Regions from separate parts of the Homo sapiens genome. Here region 1 is linked to region 2. Evidence: read pairs that join two places in POLR2A ChIA-PET (ENCODE). Cell type or tissue: Panc1. All regions are shown on one strand. Each heading gives the region's core, and the rest is flanking DNA. Links, peaks and the distances in the headings are about the cores only. Region 1 overlaps CPED1 (cadherin like and PC-esterase domain containing 1). Region 2 overlaps CPED1 (cadherin like and PC-esterase domain containing 1).

Evidence for each region. ChIA-PET counts read pairs that join two places held together with the same protein. Peaks named below come from ENCODE experiments on the same cell type or tissue, not always from the same donor. Only the 100,000 strongest peaks of a DNase experiment are listed, where the experiment ranks them.
Region 1: POLR2A ChIA-PET joins it to region 2 with 6 read pairs; 2 of 35 experiments call an interaction of 5 or more read pairs at or near these places.

The regions. Positions count from the first base shown.
Region 1 is chr7:121,165,498-121,169,909 of GRCh38, forward strand. The region is part of intron 16 of CPED1 (cadherin like and PC-esterase domain containing 1); the gene reads left to right. It overlaps LOC124901735 (a long non-coding RNA gene), which reads right to left. Exons shown (of 3, transcript XR_007060494.1): 3 at 1-4,412. Among named protein-coding and RNA genes, the nearest start is that of WNT16, 160 kb to the right of the region's middle. In Panc1, for the core only: no CTCF peak of the experiment used is centred there; a DNase peak (open chromatin) is centred at 2,659.
Region 2 is chr7:121,286,640-121,291,051 of GRCh38, forward strand. All of the region lies in intron 22 of CPED1 (cadherin like and PC-esterase domain containing 1), which reads left to right. Among named protein-coding and RNA genes, the nearest start is that of WNT16, 40 kb to the right of the region's middle. In Panc1, for the core only: no CTCF peak of the experiment used is centred there; no DNase peak of the experiment used is centred there.

The sequences.
Region 1 (4,412 bases), core at 298-4,297, 120 kb before region 2:
ATTCAATCATGAAAGAGTGATAGTATGTTTAGTAATCATTTGACCAAGTCATACATCATTAAATATGTCCTTTTCTTAGAATTAACACCCTCTATACTTTAATTTCCTTTCCTTTCATTCTTTCTCCAATATTTAGAGACCTCATCAGAGTTCACAATATGTCCCCACCCTACTTCAGTCCCCTGGATGATTAACCACCACTAAGTCTGAAGTTTCTAAATTGTTACTTTTCTTCTTTTTGGCATGTGTTGGGGGAGAGGTAAAATTTTTACAATTCAGAGAAAGACAATATATTTTAAGATTGGAACTGATAAAGATCAAGCATTTCTTTTGATTCTGGCTTTCATTTAAATCATTTGCATTCCAATTATTTGTTAGCTTTCTAAATGGTCTCTTCAGCATCAAGCTAAGATATGATTGGATGTATCTGTGGCTTTTATAAACTCTGTACTATTGAGGGTCATCCAAGTTTTAGAAACATTGTAATGTATGTGGCTATTTTGACAAATCAACATCCTTCTTATTGAATCAGTTTAATATATCTGTTTTTGCTCACATTAGAACGCTAATTATGTAAACACAACTTACCCACCAGCTCTGCCACAAGGGCCTGAGTGCATGGCAAAAACAAAAAAAAACAAAAAAAAAACATTTCACCAGAAGACCACATTTTGTATGTTATTCAATAAGATACATGGATTGGGTGTGGCATCAGAAGATTTGAATCTATGTGCTAGCTTTATCGCTTATTACCACAATGACACTGAGCAAGCCACTTAAGTTCTCGGAAAATTGCTATGATGTATAAAATGGACATAATTTATACTTGCCCCAACCTATTTCCCTGGATTGTTATTAAGAATAAAATGATAATGGATGCAAAAGACTTTCGCAAGTTATGAAGTATTATACAGATGAGACATATATTATATTTACTTATATATTAGACATACTGATACATTTTAAATGATTCCAGTTCATCCTTTTTTTGAATTTCAGTTAAATACACATTCTAACATCTCACTCAGGAAAAAAGGCTATTGTTTTCTTTGATAATAAACTGAAATATTTAACTAAAATTGTATGAGCCTGTATTGTAAAAACAACTCATGATGCTCTTCTCCCTGCCAGTTCCCAAAGGATATTTATCTTAGAATTTTAAGAGGTAAAATTATTTTGGTTCTTCTTCTTTTTGGAGTAATGCTGTTTTTCTCATTCCTTTTAAAGTTAAGAATCATGTAGCATTAAAAAATATATACAGTAGGCTATGGCATTTTCCTAGTTGCTACAAGAAATAAATGTAGGAGAAAGTTCTTTAATGTAAAAATTCCTAACTGTTAACAGATCGTGAAAATCAGCAACAACTGTTGTGCTGAGGATCATGATCTACAAGTAGAGGGCAGATAATTCCACTGAGATGAAAAGAGTGCGTCTGGTGTTTGAGCTGTGGCCACATTTGACTTTCATGTCCTTTTGGGACACAACACACTTTGTGGAAGAAGAAAGTTAATGCAGCTGCCTTCGCTAATCATTCAGTGTGACCCAGCCCCTCAGGGAGGAAGGTAAAAACAGCTACACTCTGAGACCCACCAACCTTGCTGATTAACAGCAAATGCTGGTAAAGTGACCCTCTAAGTCTGTCTAGCCCATCAGGCCTAGAAATGTAATTTAGATGATTATCTCTATGCCCATTAAACCTTGTGACCTATTGCAGTCCGTTTGAAGTTGGTCTGCTTACACTTGTTAATAGGAAAAAAAGAAGGATTAACTCAGAGGTCATGAAATCAGAGTGCAGCCAAGATGATGGCAACAGAGCATAGGAAACCTTCCTTGGCCCCTGTAGAAGTGAGGAAGAACCCTGAGAATAAGGGGCTGCCAACAGAATTCATTTCTTTATGGAAAAAAGAGTTCTTTGGAATGCAACCAAGATTGAATCCTTCACCCTCCACTAGTTCTGGAGAGTTTTGTTTAATTTATAAGCATCGTATTCTAACAAGGTGAGCAGTCATGTTTAAGATCATGGGATTTATGAAAAGGATCACAGCATAAAGTCTGCTTGAGAAACTTAATGAAGAGAATAGATGCATTGTCTGCATTCTATAACAATTTGAAACAGACACCATAACATATTTGAGATCTGATATAAAAGTTAAATCATTTTGTGTAAGCTGTAAGGTCTGAAGAAAACTACTAGAACCCATTAATTTTAGTTTACCTTTTAAAGTCTATTTTTTTTTTTTTTTTTTTTTTTTGAGATGGAGTCTCGCTCTGTTGCCCAGGCTGGAGTGCAGTGGAGCGATCTCGGCCCACTGCAAGCTCTGCCTCCCGGGTTCACGCCATTCTCCTGCCTCAGCCTCCTGTGTAGCTGGGACTACAGGCGCCTGCCACCATGCCCGGCTAATTTTTTTTGTATTTTTAGTAGAGATGGGGTTTCACCGTGTTAGCCAGGATGGTCTCGATCTCCTGACCTCGTGATCCGCCCGCCTCGGCCTCCCAAAGTGCTGAGATTACAGGCGTGAGCCACCGCTCCTGACCCAAAAGTCTATTGCTTTTAAACTCGAAAGAGCTGAGCTTAGTTCCTGAGGTCCTTGTTGGGCGCAGCTTCTCTATGTATGCAGAGCAGTTCATTACTGGCTTACATTCTGAACGCTATCATAGCGGGAGGCTCTCTTACTGGTCAGAGGTTTAATATGCTGAGAATGTTGCTCAAGTAAAAGCTCCTATCAGCTGACCTCTTTACTCACTGGATATTTAAACTTTCTCTTTCACTTTAAGAAAACCTGAAATAATTTTTAAAACTTACAATTCTTAAAAAGTGACTGACAAGGTCTTAATATTTTAAAAGTAGTCTTCTCTATCTAAAGAATCAAGACTTTGTATTCTCTTAAATATCACTTTTAACATATAATTTTATTTACTAAAACATGGTTCTGCATAATTTTAATTTTTAAAAATTTTTAAATTGTTGTGGGTATGTAGTAGGTGTATATGGGGTACATGAGATGTTTTGATGCAGGCATGGAATATGTAATGATCACATCATGGAGAATGGGATATCCAACCCTTCAAGCATTTAACTTTTGAGTTACAAAAAATCCAATTACGCTCTTTAAGTTATTTTAAAATGTACAATTAAATTATTATTGACAATAGCCTATTGTGATATCAAATACTAGGTCTTATTCATTCTATTTTTTTGTATCCATTAACCATCCCCCACCTCTCCTCCAGCGCTCCACTACCCTTTTCAGCCTTTGGTAACCAACCTTCTACTCTCTGTGTCTATGAGTTCAATTGTTTTGATTTTTAGATCCCACAAATAAGTGAAAACATGGGATGTTTGTCTTCCTGTAAAATTTCTTAGAAACAAGACTATTTATAAAGGTAGACACTTCAGTATGGCAAACTCTGCAAATGTTTCAGAGTTATAGGAAAAGGAAAAATCAAACAAGTTTAGAACCTCAATGAAGACTTTACTGTATACATTTATAATGGCTGATAACAGGAACCTAATATTCAAATACAACATAAATATGTGTATGTGCTTATAAAATATTCTAATGAAACAAATGCAATATTACAAGCTATTTAAAAATCTGAAATGCTATTGATAGGAGTTCAGAATGCATGTATAAATGAATATGTATACAAGTTTCAACATTAAATAGGTTCCGAGTCACTGTATTTTATAAAGACATCAAATTAACAAGCTGCCTATAGCTTTTAGAGATAAGTTAAATTAGCTAAAATTACATTCATAAGACAGTATTAAAATGATTGGATGAAAAACTAAGTTCTATAAAGAAGGTAATTGGGAAAATTAGGAAAAAGCAACTTTATTGAATATGAAATTTTTGATCCTATTTCCCGTTTTAAAAATGTATTTTTGTTTTCAATGGAATTTTCTGTTTTATATTAAGAATAGGATGGCATTGAATTAGATTTAGTTTTATTGGGAAGCAACAGATAATCCATGCTTTTTTGTTTCCATTAAGTTCTGATAATGATTAAAATATCATTTGATCATCTGATAATGATCAAAATATCATTTTGTTGAAATTTTTTACTGAAGAATATCATCAAATTTTGGTATGCCACTGAGAATACTAATGGCTAAACTTTTAAATTTGCCACTCGTGTATCCCAGTGCCTGATGTAATAAACATGCAATAAATATTTGTTGAATGAATGGATGATCTTATTGATCTGTGGCTAGTGAGTTCAGAGAGAAAAAGTGGCAACTAAAGTGATTCTTTTCACTCTAAATTCAGGATAATAGTGCTGAAATGTGATTTCCTCCAGGGACTGATAAAATAATTTTGAGTTAATCTCTAAGGTACATTCAAATATTTTTTACGTTGAAGGAACTGTGTTTGGATTTTTTTTTCTTTAGCATGGATGGCTCCAATAAT
Region 2 (4,412 bases), core at 342-4,341:
ATGTGCTCAAGAAGTTGGTGGATGGCAGCATTGGAGAGATGTTAGAACAAGTTATCACTGGATGACATGAGTCCCCAAAGAGCAGGATTAAAGGCTGCAGATGGAAAAATGGTGTCCTTGAAGTGGCACTAGATGTTCAGAGAAAACTAACTACACCTGGTGTATTAGTCCATTTTCATACTGCTATAAAGGACTTCCTGAGACTGCGTAATTTATAAAGGAAATAGGTTTAATTGACTCATAGTTCAGCATGGCTGAGGAGGCCTCAGGAAACTTATGAGTGTGGCAGAAGGCAAAGAGGAAGCAGGCACCTTCTTCACAAGGTGGCAGGAAGGAGAAGTGCCAAGTGAAGGAGGAAGAGCCCCTTATGAAATTATTAAATCCCATGAGAACTCACTCACTGTTATGAAAACAGCATGGAGGAAACCACCTCCCCGATTCAATTACCTCTACCTGGTCTCTCCCTTGACACGTGGAGATTATGGAGATTACAATTCAAGATGGGATTTGAGTGGGGACAGAAAACCTAACCATATCACCTGGGATTTAAAGATCATGAACCATGGTAGGACAAGTAGCACCACCATCAGTGCCACCCTTTTATACCCCCAACCTCCTGCCACACAGACACAGACACAGACACACACACACACACTCACACACTCATACACGAGAGGGTTATGGTGTCTTCCTGGAGAAGCAACATTTTAATTTTGGCAATGACGCCAAGGAAACCTTCAGTGAAATGGTGACTCTCTAAGAGACTGTTTACCATGGAAAAGAGGTTTCCAAAGGAACAACTGAGAGGTGTAACAGCCAGGGAAGACATCAGAAATCAAAGAGGAAGCACCAAGTTTGTAACCACTAGCACTCCTTCAGTTCCCTGATGGTAGATTCAAATCATAATGAGTCATGATTGTAGACTCTATTCATAGTGACTAATGAATACCTGGTATTGAAAGTCTCCTCTCATCACTTTTTTTCCTTTCAAATGGTCTTAACTATTTTCCTACATTTATCTTTAAGATGTATTTTAGAATTTCTTTTTCATGTTTTCCCCTGTTTTCCCCCAAATTCTTCTGCGATTACAATTGGAATGGCATTTTAATTAACTCGGGAAGATTTGACATGCTATGTCTGCATTTGTTCATGTGCTTTTTAATGACTCATTAAACTTTTGATATATTTTTCACCTGCATCCTAAATATCATTGTTGAATTTAGTGAAGATGTTTCAGTATTGTAATGGGATCTTTTCTCTAATATATTTCTTACTAATTATGTATAGACTGCAGTAAAGCTATACAATTTTCAAATGTTAACTTTATAATATCTAATTATTTTTCAGTATATTCCTTGGATTTTCAGGGTAAACAATCATACAGTTACATATAATTGTTTGGTAATTTTCTGTAATGAAATGTTTCATAATATTGAAACATTTTGCATTCCTGAAATAAATTGTATGGGCTAGTGAAACAGCATATAATACTACCAGATGTTTTTAATGCTCCTGGATTCAATTCACAATGGCAAAGGAATTTTTACATCTATATTTTGACAAATCAAAATTGAACTAATTCTTTATAGTATCAGGATGATAATGACTTAACAAAGGGATTAGGAAACATCATCTTTGATTATTTTCTACAAAATAGTTTCCAAGGGAAACCAAGTGAATTAAGTGTTGTTGGGCCAGCCACTGGCCTGGGCATGAAGGGTTCCATTTTGAAGAACATATGGGAGCATTGACCCTATAAAAGTCATTAGCCTGGTCCTCAGAAGCTACAAGTAACCCCATCATCCTGATTTCCTTTCTCAGACATCAATTTAGTGATCTCTAAAAATAGAAATAGGTTATCAACCTTCCATTGAGATCTGTCAAAATACTGACACTACTCCCAAATGGAAGCCGTACGCTTCAGCAGTTACACTGGAGATCTATATTTTTGTATATCCCATTTATGAATCACATTTAAGATTGTTGTAAGCATCTACACCAGCATTATCCAATGGTTGTAATGCAACTTTAAATTCAACCCTAAAATCACACAAATATTAAAATAATGTTTAAAGAACTATAAACTTTTTCAGTGGGATAGACCCTTTTCTATTTTGCATGTAATTAGTATGCAGACCATCAGGCACTTGCAAAAGCCAGAACTCTAGATAAAATCGTATAAACAAAATTAACCTTATTTTGGCTTCAGAACACTAGAATAATATTATTTCAAGGTCGAATGTTATATTTATGCTTAAATGTTTTCTTAAATAAACTTCCTGAAGACTGCTCACTAATCTTGCTGTTGAGTACAAACCTCCTCTAAAACTGACAAAACTTTCAGGAAAACATTGATGCACCTCTCCTGTCTATCATATTTAGAGTTGCCATATAACCAAATAAGGGTGGAAAGAGCTGTACACAGTAGAAAATTTTGACCCTGGGACCTAGACTATTAATCAGTGGTTAACCACAAACTGAGCTCTAAACTACAATCCACAGGGATTCCTCACTACAACCTCCTGATTTCACTGGATTTCTTAAGAGTTACCTGATCTGAGGGCCAGATCAAGCAAAGCCAAACCTTCCATAGCTACAGGAAAACATTTCTTTGGGGTTAGCAGAGTATAACTGGTTTTAAAACATATTATTGTTTCATTTTTTCTTCAAATGTGAATAGTTTCAAAATTTTTATCATTACATAATAATGCACATTCATTGTATTATATTAAAGAAAAAAATCAAGCCCAAAGTTACAAGAATACATTAAAAATGTCCTATAATTCCTCTACCAAAAGGTCACTATTGTTAATATTTTGGTATAGATCTTTACAGATTTCCTATTCAAATAACTTTTCAGAAATGGTTCAAGCTCATTTGCAATGTAACTAAAACTACTTCTCTTCCAAATAGATATCATGTGATTTTTTAAAAAATACTCAATTTTGTTTATATGGAACTGTTTTCATTGCACTACCTTATATGAGATGAAAAAATATGTACCTAAATTGTTATATAGAACTCAAAACAATTTTTAAAAAATTATGTAAGCTAGAATTACTTTCATTAGTCATTGATAATAGTTTATATGTCCAAATAGTGACAGAAAAAGTATTTTATAATTGCATTAAAATGATGAAATTCATAATTTGTTATTCTTTTATTATTTTATTTATTTTTATTATACTTTAAGTTCTGGGATACATATGCAGAACATGCAGGTTTGTTACATAGGTATACATGTGTCATGGTGGTTTGCTGCATCCATCAACCCATCATCTACAGTAGGTATTTCTCCTAATGCTATTCCTCTCCTTTCCCCCGAACTCCTGACAGGCCCCAGTGTGTGTTGTTCCCCTCCCTGTGCCCATATGTTCTCATCGTTCAACTCCCACTTACGAGTGAGACCATGCGGTGTTTGGTTTTCTGTTCCTGTGTTAGTTTGCTGAGAATGATGGTTGCCAGCTTCATCCATGTCACTGCAAAGCACATGAAACTCATCCTTTTTTATGGCTGCATAGTACTCCATGGTATATACGTGCCACATTTTCCTCATCCAGTCTAACATTGATGGGCATTTTGGTTGGTCCCAAGTCTTTGCTATTGTGAATAGTGGTGCAATAAACATATGTGTGCATGTGTCTTTTTAGTAGAATGATTTATAATCTTTGGATATATACCCAGTAATGGGATTGCTAGGTCAAATGGTATTTCTAGTTCTAGATCCTTGAGGAATCACCACACTGTCTTCCACAATGGTTGAAATAATTTACACTCCCACCAACAGTGTAAAAGCGTTCCTATTTCTCCACATCCTCTCCAGCATCTGTTGTTTCCTGACTTTTTAATGATCGCCATTCTAACTGGCATGAGATGGTATCTCATTGTGGTTTTGATTTGCATTTCTCTAATGACCAGTGATGATGAGCTTTTTTTCATATGTTTATTGGCCACATAAATGTCTTCTTTTGAGAAGTGTCTGTTCATATCCTTCACCCACTTTTTGATGGGGTTGTTTTGTTCTTGTAAACTTGTTTAAGTTCCTTGTAGATTCTGGATTTAGCCCTTTGTTAGATGGACAGATTGCAAAAATTTACTCCCATTCTGTAGGTTGTCTGTTCACTCTGATGGTAGTTTCTTTTGCTGTTCAGAAGCTCTTTAGTTTAATTAGATCCCATTTGTCAATTTTGGCTTTTGGTGCCATTGCTTTTGGTGTTTTATTCATGAAGTCTTTGCCCATGCCTATGTCCTGAATGGTATTGCCTAGGTTTTCTTCTAGGGTTTTTATGGTTTTAGGTCTTATGTTTAAATATTTAAACTATCTTGAGTTAATTCTTGTATAAGGTGTAAGGAAGGGGTCCAGTTTCAGTTTTCTGCATATGGCTAGCCAGTTTTCCCAACACTATTTATGA